Regions from separate parts of the Homo sapiens genome. Here region 2 is linked to region 1. A link is a loop called in an ENCODE intact Hi-C map of the cell type or tissue named here. Cell type or tissue: HepG2. All regions are shown on one strand. Links, peaks and the distances in the headings refer to the core of each region. The heading gives the core; the rest is flanking DNA. Region 1 holds the start of KLHL14 (kelch like family member 14). Region 2 overlaps LOC105372058 (a long non-coding RNA gene).

Region 1 (16,498 bases), core at 7,546-12,545:
ACAAGAGGCATATTCTCATAGGGAGATCACACTCCCAGAAAGGCGAAATATCCTTAATTTTTAAAAATCTTAATTACTCAAGACATGTGTGAAACACCAATGTCCCCAGCGGGAAAAGGGTGGTGGTTTTTAAAACTACAGGTAAACAACATATATAGATATACGATATCTAGAGAGCAAAGCCAAAAATAGTGGTACTTTCATTAAAGTGACCAGTTGCCTCTTGAGTAGTATCATGAATCCTTACAACCCTAAGAAAAGTAGATGTATTCTTTTCATCATCCAATATTTGTTGAGCACTAGGCATAATCTGTAGAAAAGAAAAAAAAGGAAAACTAGGAAGAGAATTCTCTAGCTACATCTGTCTACTTTTTATTTAACAAATGTTCACAAAGCATTCACTATGTGTCTGGTACTGTTTTAAGGACTTACAAATATTTACAAAAATTTAAACACCGTAAGATCCGTTGAGATAGGTTCTACAATTATCCCATTCTCAAATGAAGAAAGCAGGCACAGGGAGGTTACTTGCCCAAGGTCACACCGATAGAAAGTGGCAGAACAAGGATTCAATTCCAGGGAATCTGCCTCCAGAATTCATGCACAGAATTGCAGCTCTGTGCTACCTTTGTTGAGTAGTTTAATTACTATTAAAGCAACTACTCTCTTCAAAGTTTTGGAGAGCTTTGCTGGGTGATTGTGGCTATAGGTAAAATGTTTGGAGGAAGCACTTACTAAGGTCCCATCAAACTCTTAGCTATGTGCTGTGAGCAGTAATTTCACAATAGAATAAAGATTTTATTAATTTTAAGACAGTAGATCAGTATAATCTGGAGATTGACTAATACCAGTTTAGTCAAATACCTGACAGTCTCTGATTGTTAAATTCTTCCCTTGTTCTCTCTGCTCTTTCTCTGATACATTTGAAAATTCACCTTTAATAGTCCATCAATATATTTATTGAATAACTACTATGGGCAAAGCACAAAGCTACGTACTATGGGAGATTTTTACCAGACAGAGAGCTTTTTCTCCCCTGGATGCTTATAATCTAGTTAAGATGATAACAGATTTCCCTGAATAAGCAATTAACAAAGCAGTAAATAATAAATGTTGAAAGAGTGTTACAGACAATATGTACTCTGAGGAAGTTAAGAGGCGAGCTTCTTTCTGCTTCAGTAAGTCCTTATACATACCCGTATCAGAGCAATTATCAAGTATAATTATTCACTTGCTGAAGCTAATTTACCAGCTTGTCTCTTCTACTGGAGTGTAAGCCTCTTGAGGACAAGAATGCAGTTTTATTCATCATTGTTTCCTTGATGTTTAGCACAGTGTTTGGTGTTCAATAGATACTTAATATATACTTGATGAATGAATGAATGCATGAATAAATAAACAAATGTTTCCTAGAGGCAGGCATTTCTTTTGTGGCCAGTACAGTAGAATGGTAAATCCCTGGAGTCAGGCTGTGTTGGTTTGAACCTAAGCACTACTTTTGAAAAGTTGTGTGATTCTGAAAAATTTACGTGATTTCTCTGCATTTCATTTTGCTCATTGGTAAAATGATAATAATTGTACCTTTCTTCAGCAGCTAATTTGGCTATGGAACAAATCACCCCAAAAGCTAATGACTTGAAACAGCAGCCATTGATGTAGCTCAGGGTTCTGTGGATCTGTCATTTGGAGCATGTTGGTTCTCCTGTCTCAGCTGGGCTCATTCATGCATCTGAGTTCAGCTATTGGGCAATCTGGGGAATGTTTTGTCCATGTGATGTGTCATCTTCTACCAGGCTAGCCTGGGCTTCATCACATGGTATCTGGCAGGGCTCTAAGAGGGAGAGTTGAAACACACAAGGCCTCTTGAAGCTTAGACTCAGAATTGGCACAAGGTCGCTTCTGGCACATTCCATTGGTCAAAGCAAGTTACAAGGCCAGCTCACATTCAAGGATTAGGTAAGTCGATTCCACTCTTGATGAGAAGAGCAGCAAAGCCATATTATAATGTAGTGTGTATACCAGGAAGGGTGGAGACATGGAGGTATTTTTGCAATCTGCCATAGTCTTCCATAGGATTAGCAAGAGGATTAAGAAAATAAAACATCTGAAGGATTTGGAACAGTGTCCACCATGCAGTAATAAACTCAATAAGTAGTAGCCATTATTATTCTGTTAGAGGTTGCCAGGAAAAGTTTTATAGTGGAAAGAAATCTGAGTTTACTCTTGAGAGGTAAGTGGAATTTCTATTTGTAGAGAATGAAGGCCTCTCAAAAAGACACAGCCTAACAATAGGTGCTGCAGTTTAACAGTGGAGCGTGTCCAGAACAGGCTGCCCAGAGGAGCTAGAGCTAAATACTGGGAACCCGGAATGTGAGCCACAGAGTTGGGCTTGACAGCAGAGCAATAGCAAACCATTGGCTTTTGCCTAAATGTTAGCCAATAGCACCATTTCTTATTGTTATTTCAGATTTTGTGTTCTTTAATAAGCTTCTCAGTGCTGATGGTTCTGTGATATCTTTGACCCATCTACTCAAGATTTAAAAAAAAAAAAAAAACTAGAAATCTTGAGTTGTGCCTGGGTTTTGCCACTCCCTAACTTTGAAGGAGCTATGTGATCCCTCTTTACTCAATTTTATTCCATGTGTAAAATGGAATAATTTCTTCCCTTATACATCCATTCCACAATGACAGTAATCTTAAAGGTCAGATCACATTGAAATAGTGTTTACTATCCAAAAGACACAGGGGAGACCAGGCTCTGATGTTTATGCAATTTGGTGATAACTCATAAATCCTAAGCAGAAAAGTCAAGAATAAGGAAAATAAAGATTCAGTGTGGCTGCCCCTATATGTTAAGCAGCAAAACATTTCTAGAACTGCTCTAAAGATAATCTTCAGTTCCTCCAGTCCAGTGAGATGATCCTGAGCAACTGGAACCACTGATAGGCCTGGATCTCTGCCACCTTGAAGGCTGACCAGACCACTAGAAACTAATGGCAGCTCTAGTAGACTGCTCAGTGGCCATAGTTTCAGAATCTTTCCATTGTACATGGTTTAAATGCAAATTCACTAATGAATAATTTTGATAATTCTATCGAAGTATGAAGATGGCTTGCATTAGATGACTACACAATCATATTTAATTTTTTTTTAAAAAAGACAATTCTGGCTCCTCTTATGCCACGTGAAATCCATCCTGCTGAGTGCTCCTGACTAGTCACGTCCTTCCTGCCATTTTAAAAACAATAGTGGCAGAGATGCAAGCTGCTGATAGCGCTCAGCAGGACAGATCAAACACACAGATGCAATTTCTGTATGTTGAACACTGAAGTAGGATAAAATTCAAATACTTAAAATCGCTTAGTAGCTAGCATCTGATTGCTGCAAATTGAATCTTTCATAACGAGATTTATTGTAAATAGTGTCGTCTCATTTGTGAGTTCTGCAATAATTTCAGTCAAAGCCAGTATAAGATACTGGAGGTGTGAGATTTACATGACATATATGCTAGTTTATGCACAGATTATGAAGGGACCCTTTATCAATATTCTTTTTTAATTGCTTATACAATAACCAGAATTGTATTTTTTTCTGAAATTTAAACATTATCAGATAACTTTAGAATGCAGAAGAAAATGTTTTTATCCACTTCAACAGCCATTTTAGAATTGCCAGCTCCCAATCCCACTCTCTTCCCTTTCCACCCTAGTTGTTAAATAAGCATTAAAATTATAGGTAGCTAAAATTTTTGAAATGTGGCTTTTATATTGTTTGGAAGCAATAAAGAGCCTGGTAATCATAATTAGTGGTCAATATATCCTATCCATAAAAAAATAGAAATTTGAAACTAAGTTATTTTGAGGCCTACAAACATACTTTAATTCTTTCAAGATAAAACAGGAAGGTGGCCATAATTTAAGTGATCAATACTATTATTGCCTTTGGGCTTAGTTCCAAATACTTCATGAGAAGTTCATAAAAGATCAACATCAAAATCATAATATAAAAATTGCACTTTACATGTATGAGAGTTTTGTGACACTCCACATACTTGATAGCTTTAATTGCTAGTGACACAGAACTCCAAAAATGTTCTATCTTAGAGTCACATGATCTTCCTGTTCAACACCCAAATAAGGGAAATTTAAACAAAAATCAAAACAATAATAGGGCCAGGAGAATTGTATAATCTGTTGTCTTTCTCTCCTCTGCCCTAAACAACAACAACAGCAAAATTCTTTTCTATGATTTAATCATGTATTGGGGCATTTCCACTATAAACATAAATATGAGAATGCAGCATCTCAACAGGATCTGAATAAAGAAGTCTTACTCTCAGATAATCTAGAACCTTGACAAAAAAAGTGGGGGGGCTTTGTGAGGGTTAAATGCTTCAGTTTGATCCTTCTTAATTCATTTAAGTGTGACTATCCCATGTGCACGTTAATGTTATCATTGTAAATGGGGAATCCCTATTTCTGAACCTCAGAATTTTTAATTTTCCTCCCTTTCCTAAGCAGGTGTCTTTCCATCTCTCACAAATCAAAGAGGATGATGGGGGGTCTGAATAGATGTCTTGCAATGGTGCCCTGATACGTATTTTAATAAGTTTACTAATCAGAGCACATATAAATTAGAATGAATCATAGTCATATAGTTAATAGCAAACAAAGCTCAATTTAGTTCATGTCCAGCTTTCTTCGTGTTCATTTTACTCAAGGGCATACCTTCCTTTTTCTGCTTCTTTTTTTTCTTTCTTTCTTGGACACCTCCAACCCCCATTGACAACCGAAATGCAGGGCTATAAACATAAGGGTGCAATACATCATGAGATAAGTCTGGAGAACATGTCCTCTACCAAAATGCACATGAATCTCTGGTACAGCTAAAATTCCAGAAACATGCTGGGGTTCCTTTTGCATGCTAAGCAGGGTCAAAAATGTGAGCACTATGTGGTTGCCCTTATATATCAGATGAGCTCTAAAGTTGAAAGGTTACATTTGTGAAATTGCGGCTGGGTTTCCTAGCACTTGATTCTAGCTCCTGCAAATCAAAGACTCCTAATTGAAATACAAATCCAACAATATGATAATCTTTCAGTAAAAAAAAAAAAAAAAAAAAAACGTGACTTCTGCACCCTTATCTGTTGAAGAGCTGACAGAGAAGTTCAGAGGCAGTTGTTTAACCAGACAAAATGATAGAGAAAATATGTTTTCAAATAAGATCATAAACCTTGAACAGTGCCTTGTGGGAAGCAAATGTAAAGCAAAGGGCTGTCCTCTATTCTGTCTACCAGCTCTACTCCCCCACCCCGGTGTGTATCCTCAGCCACTCACCTTTTAGGCAAGGGCTAGTGTCTTTCAGGACAGACCCAAACCCCAAATACCAAAACAGAATAAAGTAGTGTCTTAGCATACTTTGAGATCAGACTGTTTCTGCATTTCACAGTGCTGGGGGTGGGGGGGAGGTGTGGGGGGAAGGGAAAAGCAGCATACCAATGTAGTGAAATCTGGAAACAACAGCATATATACAGACACAAAAAAAGTTTGCATATTGCACAGAGCACTTGAAGATCATAAATCTATGCATGAGAAAGATGTAGTGGAAATTTTGGGGGGGATTAGAGTTTATTTTTGTCATCTCTGTGAGACAGCTACTCATTCATCCAGATCACAGCTAAGAAAAAAGCTGGTCACAGAAATTAGCAGTTTCAGCTCAGCAGCGAAGTCGCCAGCCTGTGAAGGCAGAGAGAAATTGACTAATTAGCAATGCGCACTAAAACTTGACGGTTCTTTATAGAGAGAGAGAAGAGAGAGGGAGAGAGAGGGAGAGGGAGGGAGGGGGGGCTCGCTTTTTCCCCTTCTTTCTTCCAAAGATGTTTGAAATCGCAGTCATTTACGCTCGACAATTTTTACAATAGCCTTGAGCCATAATTTTGCGAGTCTCTCCAGCATCCATCCCCCTGTATGGTCTCTCTCTACTGGCCAAGCACGACCGTTTCTCTCCCCAACCGTGGATTTCCTATTACTCTCGTTACGACTCACTGAGCCCCAGGCCCAAGGATAATGATGTGTTGTTTCTTGGTAGCATAATTTGTCACACGTACATTTTTTCTTCTTCTTCTCTTGCAGAAAGCTCTGCTCCCTCTCTCTCTCCCTCTCTCTTTCTCTCTTTTCTCCCTCTCCTACATTTTCTTGCTGTTGCTAATTCATGGTGATCAAATGATGTACGACAAAATAAATTGTAAAGAGTGACTGCCTGGAGTTGGGAACCAGAAGGTGTTTTCCCCCTCCCAAGGAGACAGCAAACCTTTAAAAAGGAAGGACAATTGATTTTTGGGGGGAGCTTAAGTGAGCCTTGACTTTGCAGCTGGTTGAGAACAGGTAAGTTTCTGGCCTTGTGTCTGCCTTGTGTGTATTTTGTTCTGTCTTTTGGATTGTTGGAGGGGGAAGGGCCGGGGAGGGAGTCTTTCAGAGGGGTTGGCGGGGGGGTAGTTGTATGGCAAACGCTCATAAAGAAAAAACTCCTATTGCAAGAAATAAGCAGATGAGGAGGAAAGGCAAGGGAGAAGAACAAGAAGGAAGGGGAATAGGAAAAGATGGGGCGGGGGGAGACAACGAAGCGGAGAGAGCTAGAGAGAGGTATGACCGGGTCCTCTTAAAGGGAGAGAGACTCTGTAAGATGTTTCAGGCAAGCCAGAGCTTTGGGGGCGGGCGTGGGGGTGCTGCCGGCGGAGGGAGCGCGAGGGAGGGTAGGGTCCACCTGGAACGGGATGGTAAAGTGAGTCGAAAGGAGCCCAGTCCGGTATAAATAGGAAGCCGGCGATCCAGGACCGGCGCCAGGCAGGGCAGAGTGAGCCGCAGTGGAAGGGGCAGGTCCGCCGGGATCCCTCCGAGCCGGGCGGCGGCGGCGGCTCTCCCCCGGGCGGGCGGGCCGGCGGGCCGGCGGGCCGGCGCGCGGGCGGGATGCAAGCAGAGGGTCCCTTTCTGCTCAGCCCTGGAAGGTGCAATTACAGGTTAAGGACCTGGCGTATCGATTTCGCCTCGCCTCCCCCACCCTGCCCTCCTCTGCCTAGATGCGGGCGGCTCAGACTTTTTACAGAAGTAGTTCCAGGGCCGGGGAAGTGGGGGTGCCCGAGTGGGGGGCCGCTGGGGGCTCTACCGAGGGGGTCAGAAGGGAGCTGCGGCTGCAGGCGACGATGCTGGGTGGGGCGCAGAGACCCCGCACCCCACTGCTCCCCCGCCCCCCCGCTCGTTCGACAGCCCCCACCCCTCCCCCAACACCTGCCTTCTAACTTGAACTTCTCATAGTTACTGGAGTTAAAGCGACTGCGCCTGGTGCCCGGGAGGGGAAACCGTGCACACGAATCCCTCCCGGCCTCCAGGCCTCCCGGCTCCCTCTCCAAACGCGTCCTCGCAGCCCCACTTCCTCCCCCTGAGTCCTCGGTGCCGCCCCTCGCTGGAAGGGGAGATTGATGCCTGAACTTCCGCGCTTTGAAATGAGCGAGACGGGGGAGAGGGGGCCACCGGGTGGGGGTGGCGGTGGTGGAAGGATTCTCCTGCCAGGTTTAAAGCCATCTCTGGAAAATTAGCCAAACTGAGTGGTGACGGGGAAGCCAACAGTTTGCGAAGCGGGGAAGCGGGCAGGGCCAGGTTGAGGGAAATGAGCTCGAATTGATAAGGACAGCTCCCGCCTCTGCCGATTCCACTGAGCGGGTCCTCACCGCGCTCCGCTGCACTTTCCCGGGAGAAGAAAGGGCTTTATCTCCTCCCTCAGACTATTAGCCTAGGAGTTTCTCGGGGCAGCATGGATAATCGAAGGGGGTCCCAGCTTTTGGAGAGCTAAGATTCGCACACCCCGCACGCTGGTCGGGCCCCTGTTCCTACCCCCTCCCCCAAACTGGGCCAACTGCGAAAAGCAAAGCTTCGGGCACAAGTTGACCTGGAACCTTCGCCGTCGGTCGCCTCTGAGCTTTCAGGGCACCCCCGGCTCCCCACTTCCCGGCCTTTCCCTTCATCTGGCCCGGCATGGACACGAGCCCACGAGGTGCCTCGGCCTCAGCCGCCACTTTGCCGTCGCTGCTGCCACTGCTGTTGCTGCCAACAGCCGAGCTGAGGTGGTTGGTTTTAGGAAAGTGAGGGACGAAGTGTGTGGGAGGTGGCGAGAGGAGCCGCAGGGCGCAGAACCGGCGCCGGGACCCCAGACAGGGCCCTTCTGGTGGCGCTCACGGATCCAGCGTCTTCGGACTTTCCTCCTAGGGTCGGGGTCCGGAGCGCGCCAGGAGGGAGTCAAGCTGAGCCTTGATTCTTGTTCTTCGCCCTCCCCTCCCCTCCACACCCTTCCCCACCCCGACCACACCCCACCCGCTCCACCACCCTGCTCCCCTCCCTCCCATCCCCCACCCCTGTCTGCCAGGTTGGAGGAGGGTTTAAAGCCAGGTGCACCGAGTCAGCTCGCCATGTCCAGATCCGGGGACAGGACCTCCACCTTCGACCCCAGCCACAGCGACAACCTGCTGCACGGCCTCAACCTGCTGTGGAGGAAGCAGCTGTTTTGCGACGTGACCCTGACGGCCCAGGGCCAGCAGTTCCATTGCCACAAGGCCGTGCTGGCCTCCTGCTCGCAGTACTTCCGATCGCTCTTCTCCAGCCACCCCCCTCTCGGGGGAGGGGTCGGCGGCCAGGACGGCCTGGGGGCCCCCAAGGACCAGCAGCAGCCGCCGCAGCAGCAGCCGTCACAGCAGCAGCAGCCGCCGCCGCAGGAGGAGCCCGGGACTCCTTCTTCCTCCCCCGACGACAAGCTGCTGACCAGCCCCCGGGCCATCAACAACCTGGTGCTGCAGGGCTGCTCGTCCATCGGGCTGCGCCTGGTGCTCGAGTACCTCTACACGGCCAACGTGACCCTGTCCCTGGACACGGTGGAGGAGGTGCTGTCGGTCAGCAAGATCCTGCACATCCCCCAGGTCACCAAGCTCTGCGTGCAGTTCCTCAACGACCAGATCTCGGTGCAGAACTACAAGCAGGTGTGCAAGATCGCCGCGCTGCACGGCCTGGAGGAGACCAAGAAGCTGGCCAACAAGTACCTGGTGGAGGATGTGCTGCTGCTCAACTTCGAGGAGATGCGCGCCCTGCTGGACTCGCTGCCGCCCCCCGTGGAGTCGGAGCTGGCGCTCTTCCAGATGTCCGTGCTGTGGCTGGAGCACGACCGCGAGACCCGCATGCAGTATGCGCCTGACCTCATGAAGCGCCTCCGCTTCGCCCTCATCCCGGCCCCGGAGCTGGTGGAGCGGGTCCAGTCAGTGGATTTCATGCGAACCGACCCGGTCTGCCAGAAGCTGCTGCTGGACGCCATGAACTACCACCTGATGCCCTTCAGGCAGCACTGCAGGCAGAGCCTGGCCAGCAGGTAGGAGACAACAAAGAGGAGGGCGGGGGAGGGGGGGGTAGAGCCAGAGAGGCCGGAGGGAGGGGAGGGGGCAGGGAGGAGGGAAGAGATGGGTGGCCTGGGCGGGTGGCTCTGGCAGGATGAAAACAAACGCAAACAATTCAGAGTGTGTGAGGAAAGTTGATTTCAGAGTCCCTGAAAGGTCAATAGGGAACTGGCCTAGCAGCATCCCTGAGCGCTCCAAAGCCGAGGTTCTAGATATCCCCAGAGCCGTAAACATGGGAATTGTGGACTCAGACTGAAATTGACAGGCAGATGGGGCCAAAGGCCAGGACAGTTAGAAGTGTAGCTTTGGAAGTCTCTCTAAGCCAGCTCTCCCTACAAATCTTAAGATGGGCTTGCTCAAGAAAAAGGATCCTGTGGTGAGGAATGCCCACCCCACCCCTCCTCAGTTCTGCCTTGGGTGAGCAGAAGAGCCCAGGCGATGCTTGCAAAGGAAGGCTTTCATGGTCTTGCCGTCACACACTCAAGTTGTTTCTTCATGACTGGGATCTGCTCCCTGTCGATGTCAGAACTCCAAAATGCTTTGTCTATTAGGGTCACTATTGGAAATGCTGGTATCATGTGCCCAGGCAAACTTTTCTATGTTGTGGAAAGCCTTTCCTTTTCACTTTTAAAGGAGAGTAAAGCAAGAGATTTCAGGGTGATGGGGTGAATCTTGCCTAGCAACTCCCATTTCTGAGAAGAGTGCACTTGAAAATTGGGATGGAGGAGTGGAGAGGCTTCTAGCTCCAGTTGGTCTGTGTGCCTGCTCACCAGTGACAAAGAAGTTGGAGAGTTGCTGCTGCCTCTGTTGTTGCTAGTTAGAAATGTGGCTGTGTGTGTTGCAAGTAGGATTTCAGGGGAGAGAGAAATGATGCCTTTTAAAAATGCTGCTGAGATAAAAAGGCTGTAGGAATTGACAATCGTGTTTTATTGGCTCCAATTTTAAAACCATTTTTAATGAGCCCTAGCAAAGGGTTTCTTTCTCTTTTTAGAAAAGAGAAACAGTATCCTCTCAGTTTCTCATGATAAAACATCATGATTCCAGATGCCAGGCTACTCCAGCCTAACCACCAAAGTGTTACAAAGTGTAGCAAAGTACATGGTTTGAAAATCTAGCAGGGCATTTTCCCAGTCAGAATGATGTCTAAAGAATGGGGCCCACCTTGTGCAGCCTTATAGAATTAAATGGTGTGTGTGTGTGTGTGTGTGTGTGTGTGTGTGTGTGTGTGTCATTATGTTTCCACCAGACCTAGGTAACTAAAGTTTAAAGAAATGGAAGATACTCTCTACACTTTTTTAGGCAGCTCTTGTGTTAAGGAGAGGCCAACAGGAGGCATGAGAAATCTTGAACTTGTAACAAAACCCTGTAAGTTCATTTTTCTAACATCTGTGGGAGATGAGTTAACGAATCGTGTTGTCAAAAGATGATAATAGGACAATAGAAGAAACAAGAATCCAAATCCCCGTGTGCTTTTAACAGTGAGCACAAGAGGCCAATGAGGAAAAAAACATGAAACGTATTTTTATTTTATTGGAATTTTTCGTTTGTCTAAAGATCCAAATGGCAAACTCAGTGTGATGGGCGATGGGCCTTGGTGATTAATATTCTGTGATTTAAATTTTTGTCACTTTTAAATGACCTACAAGTATACTTCATTTAGCATATATCACACATAGTCAATAATTCAGACAACACAGTTATAGTTCTGAACATACATTTACTCATACTTTTAAAAATATGTATAACACGGTATAAATTCAGAAACCCAGAGGAATAATAAAATTAAGATTTAACTTATTCTAAGAGTAATTTTGGCAGAGGAGCTTTATAAATTTGATCCAGTAAATTTCTGAAGCCCTCAATGCACTTTTATCTAACAGGTATGTCCTAAGGTTCAATGTTAGAAGAGTTGACTTTCAAAATGCAAAATCCATTTCCCACTTTAGTCAAGATTCAGCACACCAGCTAGTGCCTGCTGGCTCTGTCCTGGTGGATGGCTGAGATACCAGGCTGCCTGGCTCCGTGACGACACCCTCCAGCTTCACTGGGCCACATCATTTGAAGGATATGTAGTGGTGTCTGACCACTGAATGCTTACAAGTGTCATGGATGCTGCAAGAATCTGATACTTCTGCAGTAGGAAGAAAACTGTATTTTCTTTTAAAAGAGAAAGATATAGAAAAGCAAATAGTTCATGCGAACCTATCATTGACCTCAAAGTAATATAATTTAGGTTTTATTCCTTTATTAGTAAAGGTAGCATTTTGAATTTTACAGACTAATTACATTATTTTAATTGTAATTCATAGGAAGAATGCCAAAATAACCATGAAGTTCCTAACTTTAAAGTAGACAGAAATGCTGTAAGTTGCAACCAACAATATTAAATCAGCCCATTTATTATAGCATCAGTGTAATATAAAAATGTTCCCTTAGCCTTATGTGTCATTTAACGGGGATAAATGTGTTAACCAATTGTTTTTGAGATTACATCACTTTCATTGAAGACAATTGAATAGAAGGACCTTGTATTTATTACTTTTTATCCACCTGTAGTTTTTAAACTCTAAATATAAAAGAGTTTCTTAAATTCAGAGAAGGAGATGAAAATGTAAAATTGACCAGTCTTTTGGAATAAGTACAAAGTATAAGCAAATAGAATAACTTCAAAAGAGAATTTACTTGTTTAAGAGTATATTATCTATAGAAAGTAGAGATATTAATATAATCATAATTTAAGCATTTTAAAGATTATTAATTTTGAGTTTTCATTAAGCCTAGAAAAGTAAAGGAACCCAAGTATGAAATCTTTATACAAATACTCAAATTAATATAAAATGTTCCCTCTTGTTGCTTGGTTTTTCTAAGTATACCAGTTGCACTTAAATTCATATTCCATTTTACCAAACTTAACATAAGGACAATAAGTAAAATAAGAAACTTGTCACTCTGTATTCAAATACACACATAAGTAATTTAAGATGACAGGATTGACAAAGGATATAAAGTTTCAGTTAGACGGGAAGAATAAGTTTTAGTGATCTATTGCACCAGCAACGTGACCACAGTTAGTAAAAAAGTATTACATATTTCAAAATTGCCAAAATAGTAGATTTGAAACATTCTCAACACAAAGAAATGATAAAGAGGTGAGGTGATGGATAGATTAAATCAGCTTGATTTAATCTTTCTACAAGTCAATATTAACATCATCTAAAGCATGAAAATTTAGTTTCATAAAGCGACATGATATGCAGTGTTTAGTATATTAAATGTAAATAACAGAAGACATAGTCTAAATTTAGCTTAAGTAACCCAAATAGTTTCTTTTTATTTACAGTTTGAAATTTTAATGTATAATTTAGCAATTATCCCAAATAAATCAAATTGGATTAGATATTAATTAACTGGATAAAATTAACTAATGTTTTACATTTTCATTGCACCTCACACAATATAACGAATAAATGCTTATTAAAAGTTGAATGAATTAAGATTATGAAAAAAGAAAGGCTCAATGTTGTACTTCATCAATACATTAATCTACATTACTATTGCACATAACAAAAGTTTACTGAACCTTCTCCAAGAAAACACCTGTAATAGAAATACATTCATGAAAGTAATCATATTTTTTAAACATTTAACAACTAGCTATTACGTCCCATGTAGGGTTCCATATCGAAGTGTAGTTTTAAAGAAATTATATTTTATAAACAACAGGAGACTACCTAAGATTTCATTTACTACAAAACATAGTCTATTTATAGATTTCTCATAAATTAATGTAAAAATCTATTTAAACATCAAGGGTACTAATTATCTATCTGCTAAAATGACTTGCAATAATTAAAATGCCATTACATTTCCTAATATACAGTTTTGATTCCTGGTTTTGGTGCTTAGAAAGTGTTTCATTAAATGTAGGACAATATTTTCTGTTGGTTCTCTTTCTAAGAACTGAGTAATAACCTTAACAAAGCAAACTAAACTTGTATCCATGCATTCTCTAAATTGTTACTTCCCTTTATATCAATTTGATACCCTCAGATTAAAAATTGTTAGGTAGTTAAATTTTGTATCAGAAATTATTCAACCATTCAGAATACAATTTGTTTATTATCTGAAACAGGACCATTGATTACAAAATTACATCAACCGATATGGGAGTCAAATAGTTACATCCTACAATCAGAAGGCAATTAAAAAGGATACTAATGCCTTGTATTGAAATAGAGGACTTACTGTTAAAAGTGGACATTTTCCAGTTTTAATTCATGCTTGTATTTTTACCATTTTTATGAACATGAGGTTCACTCATTACCTTAGCTAATTCTAAGCATCCCAATTTTCTTAACTTAAAAAACAGTAAAAAATGTGTTACCTTATTTACAACTGCTACTGCGTAACAGGTGATGTTGACGCACTTCACATACATTACTTAATTGAATTCTCATAACAGCCCAAGGTATGGGTACTATCATTAGCCTCATATAGATAAAAAACTGATGCACAGAGCAGTTAAGCATTGCTCCATGATTGCACAGCTGAACCCAGGCAGTGTGGCAAGTCTGTGTTGTCATTCACAGTGTGCTGTTTTTTACTATCACTCCCCAAATGCTAGCCAGGCTGAAATCTACTAATTGACTGAAGAGTTATATGTAGACTTAAGACTTTTCTTTTAAAAAGAAACTTGTGAGGGTTAAATAGTAATGTATCTGACTTAAAAAAAAAATTAGGAGAGTTGTTTTTCCAGGCCAGGGGTCAGCAATTTTTTTCTATAAAAAGCAACACAGTGTTTATTTTTGGCTTTGGGGTCACAAGGTCTCTGTTGCAACTACACTACTCTTCACCTGTAGTGCAAAAACGCAACTGACAGTACATAAATGAATGGGCATTGCTGTGTTACAGTAAAACTGCATTTGTGGGCACTGAAATTTCCTGTAATTTTCACATCATGAAATATTATTCTTTTAATTTTTTCAACCACTTACAAACATAAAAGACACTCTTAGTTTTCAGGCTATACAAAAATATAAAAATAGAACATGGACTGGATTTATACTGTGAGCCACGGTTTGCCAACCCATGTACTAGGCTAGGCACTTGGGATATATCAGTGAAGAAAATGGACAAAAACAATTTGCCCTTATTCTAGTGGAAAAAATCCCCATTAGTCTTCATCCTTCCATTTGGAAAGAACTCAAGTCTAAATAATTCTACCGTGCTAAGTTAGAAGTTAATTTATCCAGAATATGACTTAAGGATTTGAATAGTGATCCTCGGAAGCTAAATAGTGATTAATTAAAACAATGGATGAGTTTCTCATTTTTTCAAGCATACTGGATATAAAACCTCCTAATGTAGAATGGTCATCATTATTCAGAAGAGGCTTAAATATTGTTTATATGATATTTTAATCATTTCGAGTAGGAAATCAAAATAGGCGAGTATATTTAACACACTATTTTTCTGAGGTTAACGGGCACATATTCAGCAAACTAATCTAGGCAAACTAATCTAAACTAAATGAACATGTGAACAATTATTTTTCTAAGTGTCAATCTGTATCTCCAGCTGCTTTGATCAAAGGGCATGTCAGGATTCCTGACTTATGAGTGGATCAACTGGATTGAGTATAGATCCTGCCTGCCTTCTGCAAAGTGAACAACCTCTGGAGAAATACTTACCCCATTGTAGGTTTGTCTTATGTGTCTGTCTCAGACCCCAATAGACGGTGACTTCTCTGAATATGTGTAACCAAAGCACTTAACTCAGTGCCTGACCTTGATCCAAAAATGTGAGTTCGTTGTAAATTGCTATTGGTCTTAAATATAATTGAGATAGACACTTAAGGTTGGTGCAGTATAGTGTGAATCAAAAAAGCTAATGTGCAATAAAAATATAGGTAATTTTAAAGATGATTACACACACGCAAACATACACACAACCTGTTGTTGGCCAATAATAATAGTAGCTATCACTGTCTGAGCAACTACCACAAGCTTGACTTATCACTTACAGTGTTTCTAATCTTTACAGCACCCTTTAAGCCTTTTTAAAGATGAGAAAACTGGGACTCAGAGAAGATAAGTAATTTACCCAATTATCTGAATAGTGTTGAGTCAGAGGTCCTTATCACCAGGGAAATAACCCTGCCATTATGAGTATATATTGGAGATGTGGCATTTACAAAAGACAAACTCTTATCTACACCTTCCACTTCTGTTTTATCACACCACAAAAGTCATTAAAAGTTCCTGCCATCTAACTCTTCTTCAGGCCACTCAACCAATGAAGAACGAGGGGAAGACATTAGAAAGCCAGAATTCTATCCTTCTGGTCTACAGCACTTAATTATTAGTTCTGAATTAAGGGGCTAAATAATAAGTTGCTGAGATTTGGCACTATAATATTGACTTACTAAAAATAGAATGAGCCAATGCACTTTAAATAAAGAAAAGAAAGAAAAATAAGAAATTTCTGTTTAACTATGAAAAAAAAAAAAAAACCTTGAAGCTTGAATTTGAACCAAAAGTTGGTTTCCCTGGATTTCTGTGCACTGAAGTACTAAAGGGGTGTCAGATTTGTTTTTGTGACAGTAAAACACTATTCATGTTGGGGATACTTTCAGGTGATTAAATAACCAGGTAGAAGTTGGAATTATAAAAATACCTGTATATTTTAATAACAAAATAAGACCTCTCTAACTGAAAATTTATTCTGTTTATATTTTGTTTCAAGAAAATCAATTTAACAATTGTTAGATCATAAATGTTTGTCTTCTCTCATTCACTTAGAATTCAGAAAACATGTTCATTTTCCATGTCCTTTCCATTGATTTCCAAGATAATTCACAATACAGGCATTACTAATGATGATTTCTTTAAATTAAAACAAAAAAACACTATTTTGATATGGGTAGGAGGATCACTTAACCAGAGAAAGGCTATCTGTTGTAGTACAGATGATACAATGAGTGTGTTCATTTTACTGTAAATAGCAGAGAGGTTTATCTCTTCACAAATAATATTAATGCAAATAGGATTAGAACTATTTGCAACACTA
Region 2 (16,498 bases), core at 6,448-11,447, 79 kb before region 1:
TATGTAACTAACCTGCACAATGTGCACATGTACCCTAAAACTTAAAGTATAATTAAAAAAATAAAAAAATAAAAAAAATAAAAAAAAAGAAATCAGTATATTCTATTACCAAAATATCCTCACCTGGACATTGTAACACACACACGCATACAGGAAGAGCATAACCTAAGAATAATGAATATTTCTCCAAGTAAATTCATTTAATTTTATATTTAAAAAGACTAATTACAGTGCCCTGTGCCCTTGTTTTTCTAAATCATAGCCGACTTTACCCAGTGTGAGGACTGGCCTTGGAGAGTGGAAATAGGATCAAACAGATTAGGATCCAGTCCTAACTCCACCACTTACTTGCTGCATGACCTGTGGCAAAATACCTGACCCTTTATGCTTCAGTTTTCTCCTCTGTAAAATCTGAGAAACAGCAACAATCGCATAGGATTGATGTGAGGTTTAAATGAAGTATTTATGTAATGCATCTAGCAGGTACCTGAATCATAATAAATGTCCAATGTTTATTCACTTCCCTCCAAGTCTACTCAGTTTCTTCCTCATCTTCATCTTTCAAGTACGGATTTCAAGTGCAGTAAATAAATAAGTGCTCAATAAGTATTTGCGGACTATCTACTTAAGCTGGTTCACTGACTGTTTAAAATAATAAAAAATTGGGTCTTATATTATTCTTCCTAGCAATAATTAATCAGACTTAGCTGGACATTGTGGCTCACACCTGTAATCCCAGCACTTTGGGAGGCTGAAGCGGGTGGTTCACTTGAGGCCAGGAGTTCAAGACCAGTCTGGCCAACATGGTGAAACCCAGTCTCTACTAAAAATACAAAAATTAAGCCGGGCATGGTGGAACACACCTATAATCCCAACTACTCAGGAGGCTGAGGCAGGAGAATTGCTTGAACCAGGGAGGCAGAGGTTGCAGTGAGCCAAGATGGCACCACTGCACTTCAGTCTGGGCAACAGAGCAAGACTGTCTCAAATAAAAATAATAATAATAATAATAAATCAGACTTATTTTTCTTACCTAAATTCCTCATGTGAAATATGCCTTTTTCAGCTTTGTATTTCTATAAACATAGGAAGCAGTCATAAACATTTGGCAAATTGAGTTGGTTACTAAATTTCCTTTGCACAAGATTGACAAATCTGTCAATAAAAATTTTTAAATGATGTATTTTGCTGATTGCACTTGAATCCTCCATTTTTATTTATACAATTGAGTGCGCTAACCCTCTGAATCATTTACCTTTTCACCATTTTTCTCTTCCAGAATCTTTGAGGGCTGCCATGTAGATGAATCCTATCATCTTGATTGGACCCCAAATTTCTCACCATGTGCCTCTTAACTACAGTATATATGGCTGCTTCTGAAGATGGCACAATTAAGAAGATGACTATTTTAATTGAGGAGCTACTGAATAAAGCTGTGATTCTTTACTTTTGGGGAAGTTTTTTCTGTTTTTGTTTGTTTGTTTGTTTTTTGTTTGTTTGTTTTTGCTTCTGGACATTTGCTTTCCTTTCAATAAACCGCTGTTCCTCTGGAATACAAAAGAAAGGATTGTAATGGTAAGTGGAATAGCCTCCCATCTATTTCCTCATCTACATTCCTAAACTGCAGTGCAATTGGTTGATATCTAATTGGCTTGTAAGTAATACTGCTGGTTACATTATGTTATGCTATTTCAGATATATATCAGTTCTTGTTATGGTCCTCTCTATCGTTACTGAGTTTAGAAAATTGTTTTGGCTGCCCATTTCTTAGAGTATGCAAATCATAGATCTATGGCTTGAAAAGATTCATTTCATCATGGTCATCCTTTGGCGTATACAGGTCTTTTTTCCCTGGCTCCTATATGGTCTGAGAAAATAAAACTGCTCATCATGTATCGAGTGAAAAGGAAATAATCAGCTTGAAACAAAATTGACTCAATTTGTAATTTTTTTCTTTACCATAATTTTATATCATTTTGCAAGTTAAAGTTTACCTTATAATCTTTTATAGGCTTTTATAATAATATGAATGAATCATAATATGCTAGCAAGTTATAGTAAAATAACTAAAATAACTAAAGAGTTATGATGAAAACAAGCAGAAATTTGCCCTACCCTTTCCCAGTTCTCCTTTTTAAAGACCATCATTCCCTCTTTTAACTACTTCTCTTAACATTTATCTCTGATAATTTGCTTAGGCCACAATGTCTTTATCACTTTTGACTTTCTATATCTGCCACTTCTCCCCAATTCAATATAATTAAAACAAAAAAGAGTTAAATCAAAAATCAGTGTTCACATTACTGTGTACTATAGTATCAAGTAATTACTGTGATTAGATTTCCTTCCTTGTACAATTGCTGTTGATAGAGTTTATTTTTGCCGTTTTTTGTTATTTGAGTAGTTTTTTGGAAACGAATTCATAACTTTTCCAACTGCTCCTCTGAAGCCACCATACATTTAAAACTAGTACTTTTTTATTCAAATTTCCAAACATAGCTGGTACACTAGCAATTCTCTTTTCACCCTGATCCACCTTTTTTTCTGGAAATTTTCTTCCTAGAAACACTGGTTTCCCTTCTTCACTCTAAACTGGTGCTTCTTTAAGCCTGCTATCTAGACAGTATCTGAGATTTTCTTTTCCTAACTTCGTGAAATGTACATATTTTCCCAAAGAGCTATGTTTTCCTTTTCTTCATTTATTTCTTGGTTCTGCTGAAGCCTAACCTCTGGTAGTTTGCAAAAAAAAAGAAAGAAACAATGGAAGAGGCATCTGGAAATGATTTATTTCTTATTCAAAATCTTGATGGATGGTTTGATTGGGTAGAAAATTATGAGTTGAAAATTATGTTTATGTCAAGAAGTTGAAGTCTTACTATTTCTGGGGGCCTGCCATTCCCAATACTTTGCCAAATATGGTCATTTTATTTCTATCTATTGTGTTGAGCCCCTTGAATTTCAAACCTCATGTTCTCCAGGATGGAAAATGTATTTTTAAATTAATCTATTCATCTACCCTACTTTCTTCACTCTCTTTTCCTAGAACATGTATTGGTAGGATGTTAGACTTTTTTGATTGATTTTATATATGTAAATATTTGTATCTATATTTTCTCTTGTTTTTCCATCCTAGATCTTTTTATCCTACTTATGAAGATATTTTCACATTTTTATAATTTAGTTTTTAACTTTCTGGTTATATTTTAGCTTTTTTTAATGAATGCCTTACTATACCCCTTTTTTTAAATCTGAGGATATTGCTTTAAAAGCTTTCTTTTATTCTTTTGGAGTTTTTGTGTGGTTATTTGGTGGTAGTGGTGGTTGGTTGGTTAGTTGGCTAGTTGGTTGGTTAATTTTTAATGTTTCTTCTGTTCTCCGCATGATCTCTGTTTCTTTCAAGTTAATTTTTTTCTCTCTCTCCATCTTGTAGACTTCCATCAAAAACTGGATTGTTATTACTCTAATTTCTATTTATACTTAAGAATAATTTAGTAAAGTATGATTAAGTGTGATTGAATACTCTATGCCATTAGACAGGATTGTTCATTGATGAGCAATGTTCTTGAGTCCTGAGGCTTCCCCTTCTAGGTTATTCAGAGGATAGCTCCCAGTCCACCTGGCCAAGGGGAAAGTGGAGAAAGCTGACTTTACTGGGCTCTGACATTGTTAAGATACTTCTAATCATTCCTGATTTTCAGTGCGATACTTCCACCCTGCCCTGTCTTGGACTGCTAATCCCAAGTTCTGAGTCCCTTAGAAATTCTGAGGTGCCCATCAGCTCACTTTTTGTTACTTTCATCACTGCGAGATCTTAAACCTTAAGATCTTCCTCCGTGCTCGTGAGTCCACCAAGGGCCGTTTCCCAAAACATATTGAAATCCCTCATCCGCTTCTATCTGTTTTCATTTTATCTTTGCCCTTTTTAGTCTATTTTATCCCCTTTCTATCCGTTTCAGAGGTGGGCCAGAGCAAGAGGAAATAGCATGGTCACACCACCTTTTCTAACCTATACCTGTAGTTTTGATTTGCAAAATTTTCTAATTTTTTTTCTAACTTCCTCACTGACAAGTAACAAAACTGAGAATATATGTTGCTTTCATTTGGTTTTAAATTGAATAATGTCTAACATGGCAGTTATTCACAAACGTTTATTTGCAGACAGTGAACATAATGAAAGTATTGTATAATTATTTAATGATTACAGTGTAGGCTATTATAGACTGGCCAATTAACAAATTAGAGCAAAAATGTAACATCAGGGATGAATTTACCTTGTCTATATGAAGAAATCTGCCCTTCATTATATAGAAAAATAAAAGCTTTTTTGAGTGTTTTTAGTCAGTATTTTAGCTTCGTAAAGATAAATCTTCTTAGTCCTTAAAAGCTATATTAAAATAATTTAAATAAACATCCTCTTATGATAGGAGGCTGCTTTGAGCTTTCTGACTGAAAGACTCTGTATAGGCCAGCACTGGTCATCTCCAGATCATACAATGCTAACATAAGGTCCCCCATGGAACCCACATCCTGCTTTTGGTCAGCATAGCCTGTGCTCACTGAGGTTCAGAGAACTGAAGTGTCCATGCTGAGATCTCCTCCCAGATGTTTTTATTCTCTAACTGACCACAGATTTTTTTAAAACTAATATGGAAAATTACAGAGTGTTCTTTCTTAGTTGTGTGATTAAGCAGGATAAGCAACAACACTGACAAGTTGCCTTGATAAATTTCAGAAGCCAAATAATACTGTTGACTCTTGGGAATGAATTCACTGAAGGATGATACACTACTCTTAAGGAGTAGTCACTGGAGATTTCCCCAGTACTCCACAGACTTTGAACAAAAACTCTAGAAAAAATAAAAGGCAAGGGCAAAGGCAAAATAATGAAAAGAAATGTACAACCAGATTTTGGCTTGTTTTATTAACACCTTTATTGAGATATAATTTGCACAAAATAAAATTCATCCTGTGAAAGTGTAAAATTCATGGCTTTTTAATATACCCCTAGTGGTACAGCCATCATCACTCTTGATTTTAGGACATTTTCCTCAAAAGGAAAATGTCTGGCCCAGCATGGTGACTCATGCCTGTACTCCCAGCACTTTGGGAGGCCGAGGCATGTGGATCACCTGAGGTCAGGAGCTCAAGGCCAACCTGGCCAACATGGTGAAACTCTGTCTCTACTAAAAATACAAAAATTATCCAGGAGTGGTAGCAGGCACCTGTTGTCCCAGCTACTCAGGAGGATGAGGCAGGAGAGTAGCTCGAACCCAGGAGGTGGAGATTGCAGTGAGCCGAGGTGGAGATTGCAATGATCCAAGATGGTGCCACTGCACTGCAGCCTCGGTAACAGAGTGAGACTCTGTCTCAAAAAAAAAAAGAAAAGAAAAAAAAAGTTCTCTCAAAAAGAAATCCCACAGTTATTAGCAGTTGCTTCCCTTTTTTCCTTCCCCCGGCCTTTGGCAACCACTAATCTACCTATGTCTCTATGGATTTTGCCGATTCTGGGTCTCTCCTATAAATGAAACCATACAATATCTGGTCTCTTGTGACTTGTTTCTTTCACTTAGGAGAATGTTCTCTTCATGGATAAAGTATAGCACCAAGGAAATACTTTATCTTGTCTATATGAAGAAATCTCCTCTTCATTCTATAAGATAATAGAAGCTTTTTTATGAGGAAGTGCTTTTAGTCCATTTATTAGGCATATATATCCATGTTGTAGTATATATCACAAATTCACTCATTTCTGTTTTCAAATATTTCACTGTATGGCTGTACCACTTTTGTTTACTCATCAGTTGAAGGACATTTGGATTGCTTTAATTTTTTGGCTATCAGAAATAAGCTTTTATGAACATTTATATCCAGGTTTTTATGTGGAGATAAATTTCCATTTCTTTGGGGTTTATTCCTTAGAGTAAAAAGGCAGTTCATGAGGTTTAAACTTTTGAGAAAATTCCAAACTCTTTTCCAAAATGGCTGCACTACATCAGTATTATATGAGGGCTTCAAATTCTCACATTCTCACCAACACTTCTTATTGCCTATATGGTTTATGTTGTTGCTTTTTTTTTGCTTTAGCTATTCTAGTGGATGTGAGGCAACATCTCATGATTTTTATTTGCATTTTCCTAATGAATAGTGATGTTGAGCATCTTTTCATAAGCTTAATGGCCATTCATGTATCTCCTTTGAGAAAAGGTCTACATAAATATTTTGATAAGTAGGGTTTATTTCTGAACTCTCAATTCTATTTTGTTGATCTCTATTTCTATCCTTATAGTCTTGTTTACTGTAGCTTTGTAGTAAGTTTTGAAACTGGGAAGTGTTGAGTCCTCCAAGTTTTTTCATCTTTTTCAAAATTGATTGCACTCTTTTGGATCCCTTATATCTTCATACAAATCTTAAGATCCACTTTTCAAATTCTGCAAAAACAAAAAAGGCAGCTGAGATTGCACTGAATTTGTGGATCAATTTGGGTAGTATTGCTATCCTAACAATATTAAGTATTGCAATCCATGAACATGAGATATCTTTCCATTTATTCAAGTCTTCTTTTACTTCTTCCAACATTTTGCAGTTTTCAGTGTACAGGCCTTGCACTTCTGTTGAATTTATTTCTAAATTATTTTTATCACATATAATGTCATTTTAAATGAAATTGTTTTACTTTCAGATTGTTCATTGCTAATATATAAAAATATAATTGATTTATGTATCATGATCTTTTAACCTGCAACCTTACTGAACTTGTTTATTACTTCTTTCTTTTGGCATAGATTCCTTAGGATTTTCTACATAAGATCATATAATCGATCACAAAGGTAGTTTTACTTCTTTCCTTAAAATTTGGGTGGTTTTTAATTCTTTTTCTTGCCTAGTTGCTCTGGCTAGGATCTCTAGCACAATGTTGAAGTGAAGTGGTGAGGGTAGACATCTTTGTCTTGATCTTACAGGAAAAGTGTACTACAATTCACCAGTAAGTATGATATTACCTGTGGGTTTTTCTGAGATGCCTTTTATCAGGTTGAGGAAGCTTCCTACTATTGCTAGTCAGTTGAGTGTTTTTATTATGAAAGGGTGTTTGATATTTTCAAGTGCCTTTCCTGTATCTATTGAGATAATTACATGGATTTTGTTCTCTATTCTACTAATATGATGTATTACACTGATTGTTTTTCAGATGCTAAACCAGCTTTGCATTCCTGGGATAAATCCTACTTGGTCATAACACATAATCTTTTTTATATGTTGCTGACTACCAGTTTGATTTTAGTTGTGATCAAATATCCTGCACAGTATTTGAAATGTGATGACAATGTCAAATATTAAGTATAACAACAATAATAATATGTATGTCTGGCTCTTTGCTGGGTATTTTTACATGCATCAGCTTACTTGTTCCTCATGCCAGTCCAATTAGTTAGATTCTAATAGTATCCTAATTTTACAGATTACAAACCTGAGTCTCAGCAAAGTTATGTACCGTGCCCGTGGTCATAGAACTAGTGAGTGGAGGTGCTGGTATTCTAAGCCAAGAAGTCTGGCTCCATGACCTGAGCTCTTAACCACTACTTTCTGAGAGTATCTATCCAGATATGGATACTCTTGCCTGAAGTAAGAACTATAGCTTCTCTTTATATTTTTACTTCCCATCTGTCTGTTGTGCTTGGCCAATAGTACAAGGTTTTGACCACTAAAGATGAGTAAGCAGTGCTGACTCACAAGATTGTTTTTTGGACAGAGACAGAGATAGTTTCATTCAATTTAGATTCAGTTTGGCACATACATGCCATGATCCATAGGAATAAATACCTGAGAGATGACTGAAAATAGGTCCCCTATACAAACTGGATTTAACTAGAAAATGTACAATTTTTTTTCACTAAATTGAAGAATTATGATTTCCACCTCACTGTCTCTAATATTTATATGGTTATTTGTTCCGGATGTTTGGAAAGATTTCCCTAAGCTTATCTCACCAGATCTGTTTGTATCTCTCAGGTAATGAGAGAAAATAATAATAATCAAGGGTGAGGAGGTTGCAGAGGAAGAAAATTTTAACAAGAATATGCACAAAGGAAATAATAAATTGGAGTAGTAAAGCATTCTTTTTTATTCTTTTCCAAAATACTCTTTAATTTGACTATATTGTTTTACAGTTCAAAGGGGGAGAAATATTAAATATGAATAAATAAGTCTGGGAGGAAAAAACTGAGATTATAACTTTACATTCTAATATCATTTTGAGTTATTTTTTCTATCCTTTCTATTTTCTAATTTTCATTTTACAGTGCCCTTTAAATTTTCTATATTTAATAATTTCTTAGGATTATTTTCCAGAAATTTCAGCTGCCAAAGTGAAGAATGCTTTGAAAAGATCTATGCCAAAAATAGTGTTCTACAGAAAACTATCATTCAAATTAAATATGAGCTAAAATGAATTAAAACTCTTTATTTTTTCCGGGTAAACTCTCAATTCTTACCAGTAGCTATTAGATCATGTCTCAGAGTAATTAGGAATTCAGAATCCACAGTCCCCAAAAACACCTCAGACTCCTAATCTCAAATCCAGGGGCTAACCTTTTAAGTAACAGTTCATCAATTCTACACATGTTAATAAAATTTCAGAGGAGCTCTTGTCTTTATCACTAAGAAAAGTTGAAAGAAAAGAACCCAGCTCAACCATCCCTGCCCTAAATTCCTGTGCTTCCATGCTCTGCTCTCTCACAAGGCAACCCTGTGAGAAGTGGCAGCTCTGTGCTCTCCCCCACTGCCCGTCTGTAGCACTGCATGGCTTTGCATTGCTTAAGGATAAACAGGTTGGAGTTGCATATGGTTAGCATTTTTTGTTTGAGCTGGTGCAGGGAGAGGTTGTTTAGCATCTGCAGGTCTCACATGGTGTCACGGGCAGTAAAGGAATGACTGAAGTAGTTGCAGACAGCATGGAGTCTGCATTCCTCTCTTTGCCTAAGAAATCATGGATAATTAAATTAGCATGGATCGAATGCAAAGTATGAGACCAGAGGCATTAGAATACAAACCCCCATCTCAACATGGGATCACCATATTTACCTGTATTATATGAGGCGATAAAACACCAGAGGAGAAAAAGTAATAAAAACAAAACAGTAATAAAAACTTACATTTACATAATTTCTTTCTGTCCCAGGATTCCAAAGCATTTTAATGAAAATCATACAGGAAAATCTGTCACATGACATGTGACTTATAACTGCCAGAAGAGCTCACTAGTGATTACAGCGTGGCCAAAGGAACTGGAGACAAAAATGCACGTTAGGAAAGCTGGTGTTTAAAAAGAAGGGGAGTCCTGTTTTAGGTTTTCTCACTCACTCTGTTACCTTTATGACTATAAGTCAGAGTGATCAATTTCAAACCTACCCCCACTGTAATTTGAGAGTGGTGAGAAGCATTAAAAGGGCACAGATTTGCCAAATTGCATCAACCTGGAAGGATAAAATCCATGCTTACTTAGGAAATTGTCAAATGCACACTTTATTTCCTTTTAGTCTCTCTTCATTGGCACTTCTCGATGCAAGTTAAAGGACAAGGACTTCATCATATGCGTCCAGTCTTATTAGGTTTCCTAGGCATGTTTCCCACACACAAACTGAAATTCATACTGTGTTTATGAAATCAGGCCAGTTTTGTTATGACTTTGAAAGATTTGTAAGGAACAGATGCTAGCTCCAGCTGTTTTTATCAGTGATCTGCAGGCTGAGGTGGTCCTAAGGAGGTTGTGCTCTTTCTGAAAGTCATTAAATTGTGTTATACTAGCACTCACATATTGAGAATTTCCACGTAAAGTTAGATTCAAGAAATATATTCTGCTAGAAGCCAACAGGATTTTTTAAAAGATGAGACAGTCATACAATAGTCCCTACCACAGAACATGAGGACATCTGTGGCATATCTGACACCTTTTAACTCAACAAAATCCCTCGTATGTGTCAGGCAGATGCCAATTATTATACTAATAATAAGATTGATAGGAAGAATAATGAGTGCACACTCTAAAAAGACACTCTGTAATCTTTTTAAAAGTATTACCTAATTTAAGTCTCAGCAACACAGTGAGGTAGGTACACCTTTTAATCGCATTTAAGGATAGCAAAACCAAAGTTCTAAGTGTTTTGGGAATGGTTATGTGGATAGCAGATAACCAAAGTTGTCTGCTGATGTCACATAGCCATTTATAAAGTGTCATTGATTCTAAAATGAAGTCACAAGGAAACCATTCTATAGTCTTACTTTTCTCTTGTATTCTTATCTCCAGCTAATAAGTCCAAGAAACGAGAGAAGGTCAAGGCTCTATTCTGAGTTTCATTGAAAAACAAGTACAGAGGAGAATCTCAGGAAGGCAGAAATGAGAAAACAAATAGAAAATCAGCCCTATATCCTAACTATTGGTATCAAATCATTATTTTTTCTCAATTCATCTAACAAATATTATGTTTCCTTGTTATAGTGGAGACTACAACATAACTGTTTTAATGACATTTACATTATAAAAAGGAAGCATGGAGCTATGTCTATCAAAAGCTTTTTATGTTCTACTTGTTATGACTTCATGAGACAAAATATAATAGATGCTGTTATCTGTATGTGAATTTCCATAAGCCACATATTCATTCTGCGCACTCTGAGCCTCAGTTTCTCCTCTAAAATCCTTCCAGCCCAAAATTCAATGATTCTATAATTCTAAGTCACAGCAGATTTTGAGTTTGCTTTCTTTTATATTCATTATTATTTTTATGTCTTCCAGAATGTGAGATAGATTACATTAACCAAGATTTCTCAAATAGTTTTACACATATTGGACGTTCATTATAGCAACCTTGACTCCAGCAAACCTTCATGAATCAACCTGTTATAAAATAGAGCAGTCCAGTAAGGCAGATAAATACTATCATCTGCTAGAGCATCCCAAAACATTCTTCATAAATGATGTTTCGTGCAACATGATTAGAAAACACTGCCATCTTCCTTAAGGTTAAACCTGTAACGATTATGTAAATAAGAAATAAAAACCTCTGCATAGAATTGTATTCATATAACTTATGAAGCAGAAGTAAAAAGTCACAGAGAATAAAACATTTTCATAACAGCAAAGAATCATAGCTAATATTTCTCAAGCATTTGCTCTGTCCAACACTTTATAGGCATTACTTCATTTAAAGTAAATATGTTCATAATAATCAAGAATCATGGCTAAGATTTCCTAAGTATTACCTTATTTAATATTCACAATTACCGTATGAGGTAATGAAGTCAATAATTAATATTCTACTCAACATATTATTATTTAGGGTCATCATGCTTTATTTAAGTTGTGATTCTCAAATTTTCCCCCATCAATAGCAGATTATTTTCCCATCCAATGTCTAGTCTCTCTTCTTTTACTGCCTTCCAAATGTTCAAAACCCCACAAAGGCCTTAAAGGCCCAACCCTCCCTTATCCAAACCAAAGGCAACACATTGACCTCATTCCTGCCAAACGACCTAGAATATTTAATGTCATTATGGTATCTTTTGGAACTTGCTTACAACTTGCTTATCAGATTATTGATTCTCCTGTACTGTTCAAATGATTTATGTTTTTGATAAAACAATAACTGAAGTTCTTTACAAAGAAAAACAGCTTGCTTGTGTGTGTGTGTTTGTGTGTGCTTTTACATGTTCTCCACAAACAGACTGGAAACTCCTCCATACACTAACTTTCTTGTTGATTATTGGAATACACATTTATCCTATCTTTTGATTATCAAATGCTAGTGTAGGTCAGTGGTTATCTTTAAAACTGTGGTATAAATACTTCTGTATAGCAGCCCAATAACGTGATTCCCTCTCACTACTTAGCATAGTTCTAGCTACAGAGGTGATAATAAATATTTGAATGCAAAATGTAATTGACTTTAATTATATCATCTCAATTTCTATATCCAGTTGGTCTCCTGTTACTTTTTAAATGCAAATTCTAAGTCACTCCTCTCATCTTTTTAAAAATGCTTGTCTAAACTTCTTTGTGCCCTAATTTCCTTATACATAAACTGGTAGTTCTGATTGTGAACCAAAATAATAGTAGTGAAGAAAAATGAAATATTAATCATAAAGCATATACAATAGTGCTTGGCACATAGCAGATACCCAATAATTATTTACAATTATTATTTTCCTCTGGCCTCTTTCATTTGTTTTAAAATGACATGCTCATCTTTGCTCATTAAAATTAAGAGGTTGAGGGCCAGGCTTAGTGGTTCATGCCTGTAATCCCAGCACTTTGGGAGGCCAAAGTGGGCAGATCACTTGAGGCCAGAAGTTTGAGACCAGCCTGGTCAACATGGCAAAACCCCATCTCTACTAAATATACAAAAATTAGCTGGGCATGGAGGTGCACACCTGTGGTCCCAGTTACTCAGGAGGCTGAGGTGGGAGGATCACTTGAGCCTTGGAGGTGGAGGTTGCAATGAGTCAAGATTGCACCTCTGCACTCCAGCCTAGGCAACAGCATGAGACTCTGTCTTCAAAAATAAATAAATAAATAAATAAAATAAATTTAAGAGGTTGAGATGATACACTGAAACTATACATAGCCCCGATTACCATGTTATTCTTATCTTTTAAAAATAAGTAAATTGCACACTACTTTAATAACACACAATTTGTATCGTCGTTATCTAGCAGACATCAGAAAGTAATTAAACATGGTGACAGATTTTAAAGCAACACAATTCCTTCATGTACCATGTTTAATGAATTTCTATGAAACTGAGTTCCTACTACACTTCAGGCATTGAAGATATCATCATGACTAAGACCAATTCTTGCCAGAAAAGATGTTTAAGCGGGACGGACACGACACAGAAAGCATTCAAAATGGGTTTTCCCATGACACAGTTGTACCTCGTTTTCCTTTCCATACCACTCGGTTCCTCTGGGTGTCAGTGGCACCCTCCTCTTTTCCGGAGTGGTACCTTTGAAAGGTGGGGTCTTTCACACTCAGTTTGGATGGGACTCAGTGAAATCTGGGATATGGGAGATGATCCCAAAAGGAAAGCAACCCTCTACAGATGGGCAACATTCATGTGCTGAACCACTGACAGAGGAACAGGCAACAAATAGTGCTCGCCAGGCTTGCACCCTGCTTCCTTGTCACTTCTGTTCCAGAAGCTGACGACAATTCTACCCACATGATTGGGCAAGATGAGCCTCTATTCCTGACCTCCTCTAAGATCATGTCCCATCAGCATCAAAGTTTCCCCACCAGCCCAGAAGCATCTTGTGGGTAAGGGAAATGTAGTAGGGGAGATTCCTCTGCCTCTTTCTCTATGACCTTTCTAATCCGTTGTTTTGTTCTGAACTTGAGAGAGGTAGGAGGCAGCCAAATATGCCTGGGCAGATAGGGGTGTTTCCCCAGTGAAACCCCACCTCCAAGCTGAAGACAGTTTAAAGCCTGAAAGCCAAGCTACAAGTTAAATCTTCCAACTGAATTGAGAACTTGTCTTCCCGTTTGGTGCACTTTCCTCTGATTGAGCCCCACTCTTTACTTATTTCGCATGTACCTACCCTTTCCTAATTGCTTTCCTACACTGTTGTGCCCACCTTTGAGTGGCATCTTCGCTTTAACCTTTTTACATACTCACAAGCCAATCAGCATACACTCCCCATTCTGAGTCCATAAGAGGTCCTGGACCCAGCCACAGGTGGAATTTTCCCACCTCCAGGTAAGGGAACCACCCCCACATTCTCTCCACTGAAAGCTGTTTCATTGCTCAATAAAATTCTTCTCTGCCCTCCTCACCCTTCAAAGTCCAGCATATCCTCATTCTTCTTGGGTGTGGTACAAGAGCTCAGGACCACTGAACGCAGGTACAGGCTATAACACAGGCAAGCTGGGGCACACCAGCAAGGCTGAGTGGGGCCCAGGCTGGGCATTGCCAGCCAGAGGTCCCCAGCTTGCAACCTGACTGAGAAGAAAAATCCTACATCAAACTCTTTTAAATAATGCAAATCTATATTTTTTATAAGTAAAACACAAACATTCTAGAAGCTGTACTATAGCTTAAAATGTATATAAAGGTCAAAAATATGCTGATAATTGTGATATCAAAATAAAAAGCTCATTAAAGGAAAGATGACCTCACATGTTTTTGAACTGTTGAAACAAATGCAATCATTGATAGACTTTTTGCAAACTAGAAAAAATACTTATAACAAACACAACATTAAAGTTTTACTATCTTTAATACAGGAAATGTCCTCACGAATTAATTAGAAAGAAAGAACTCATACTCTAACAAATAAGTGAGTAAAGAACATGAAGAATCAATAAACATACATACATATACACACATATATAAAGACAGATCAGGAAAATTTGTAAGTGCACTTTTTTTCAGATATTACAATAAATGCTAGTAAAATCAATGAATTTTTACATAGCAAATTAACTTTAAAATTGGTAATATTTGGGGATGATAAAAATAGTAATGCAGAAACCATCAGCACCATTAGCGAGGCTAAATTTGTACAATTATGCTGGATGAAGTTTTGTAAAAATGTATCTATTTTTGTAATCTTAAAATTGTGTACAAGCTATATCCCAGTAATCCCTCTTCTACAAATTTACTCTGAGGAAATTATAGATGTGCCAAAGATTTATTTATCAAGGTTGTTTATCATAAGCTTGTTTAAGATACCCAAAAACATGGAAATAATCTCAAGCCTAACAACAGGGAATTACTTGGATAAACTGTATATATCCATATAAGAAAAAACTATAAAACCATTGCAAATGAGGCTGAAAAAGAATAGAAAGATAGAAATATATTCATGTTATATTGTGGGCATCGGTTACAAAACAGTTTGTACAGCATAATTTATTATTGTAGTATTTGACAATAAAAATATCCTTGAATATAAAGAAAATTATACACCACAGTGTTTATTTCTGGTGGCTGATACTGCAGTGATTCTTATTTTCTGTTTACTCCTTATCTAATTGTATAAATCTTCTACAATGAGCTCCAATTGTTGCCATAAAAGATTATTTTAAAATGTTAAAGTTAATGGCAAATAATTAGGTAATCAAGTAGTCAAGTAATAAATTTTGAAGCAACAGGAGAAAGTTGTCTTGAAAAATGTAAGAGTGGGATATTCAGAGCATATAAATCCTAATGTGGGAATGTGGGAAGCAATCATGTAGTGGAAAGAATGAAATCAAATAAAACAAGTGTACGGAAGAAGACAAGCTGAGATTCGACACTGATACAGAGGGAAAAAAGGCATCTGAAAAAGGTATCTGACCATTAGATAAGGTAAGTAGGTAAAGAAGCAAGCTTCTAGAGGGTTTGAGTATTCTAACTGAACATCTTATCACTCAAAATAATGATGTGTTTTCATTTGATGCAAATGTGATAATGGCCAAATTACTCTAAAATGCAAACATCTTAAAGGGTTGCTAGTAGAGCTCTGGAAGCAGTTAATTGATCTCCAGCATGACTGGGATTTTCAGGCTGGTGTTAAGTTTAACAATCTTGAAAGGTGTTTTGGAGTTCAAATGCAAAATAAGTCCCTCCCTTGGAGGGAATTCTGTGAATTAGTTGGAGACACAGGCATTTACAGCTCACAGGTTTCCTCATTTGCTGGTGGGTATCGTTATCTTTATAGTTCTATATATAAAATAGGCAAATGTCCCAGGTCATGCCTTCTCTCATGAAAAATTGGGCATTTGCTGGGGGGTGAGAGGAAGCCCAGAAAAGTTTGAGAATGGGCAGGAATACAGAAAATATAAATGAACACAAAAGGGCATCAGTTTAGATAACTAATGGATACCCATCCCCAAATATAAAGGAATTTTCCTCTTGGGGGAAAATTTTATTTCTGGTAACTACTCATGAACACATCTACAATTCCCCTATGATCCAGGAAAACCAATACAGAGAGATTTCCACCACACTGGTATGCATATTTCCTACCATATAAATGCATAAATTACTAAAATCAGTGATAAGATTTTGTGGACAGTAGGTTTTGTGGTTAATGAAACAAACTGGACAGTAGGTTTTGTGGTTAATGAAACCAACTGACCTTGAGAGGCAGGTAAATACTACTAAGTTCATTTTTCTTATGAGCAAAATTGAGACAACAATACCTGAGTTGCAGGGTTGTTTAGAAGATAGAAGTAAATTATATACATAAATGCTTAGTCCATAATAAACAGTGCTGTCATTAAGACATTGATTTTTTTTTTCCTTAGGACAAAGTTGACCAGGGCTTGTTGTAAATGCATAAGACAAGAAACATATGTAACTTGGGCTGAAATATAAAATAGAAATGTTTTAGTTGACAACTTTTTACCTGAAATGTCATAGACATTCAGGAGCAAAAGTTGAATGCTTGTATTTACAACAAAGTTTGAAATTAGTTCCAAATTTATCTATCAGGTGTGGGCAGTATTTTAACAATTATTTGA

The links. Hi-C counts contacts between places; a loop is a spot of excess contacts. Peaks named below come from ENCODE experiments on the same cell type or tissue, not always from the same donor. Only the 100,000 strongest peaks of a DNase experiment are listed, where the experiment ranks them.
Region 2: it touches region 1 in a loop (2.8-fold over the local background); 1 of 110 quality-filtered maps calls a loop at or near these places.

The regions. Positions count from the first base shown.
Region 1 is chr18:32,762,552-32,779,049 of GRCh38, reverse strand. KLHL14 (kelch like family member 14) reads left to right here and starts at 6,027. Exons shown (of 9, transcript NM_020805.3): 1 at 6,027-6,383; 2 at 8,416-9,405. The coding sequence starts at 8,459. LOC105372055 (a long non-coding RNA gene) reads right to left here and starts at 8,374. Exons shown (of 2, transcript XR_935342.4): 1 at 6,763-8,374; 2 at 5,609-5,735. It also overlaps the pseudogene RPS27P28. In HepG2, for the core only: a CTCF peak has its summit at 9,689; DNase peaks (open chromatin) are centred at 9,519 and 11,459; H3K4me3 peaks cover 4,887 bases.
Region 2 is chr18:32,840,221-32,856,718 of GRCh38, reverse strand. LOC105372058 (a long non-coding RNA gene) reads right to left here. Exons shown (of 10, transcript XR_935361.2): 2 at 1,256-1,547. Among named protein-coding and RNA genes, the nearest start is that of KLHL14, 75 kb to the right of the region's middle. In HepG2, for the core only: no CTCF peak of the experiment used is centred there; no DNase peak of the experiment used is centred there.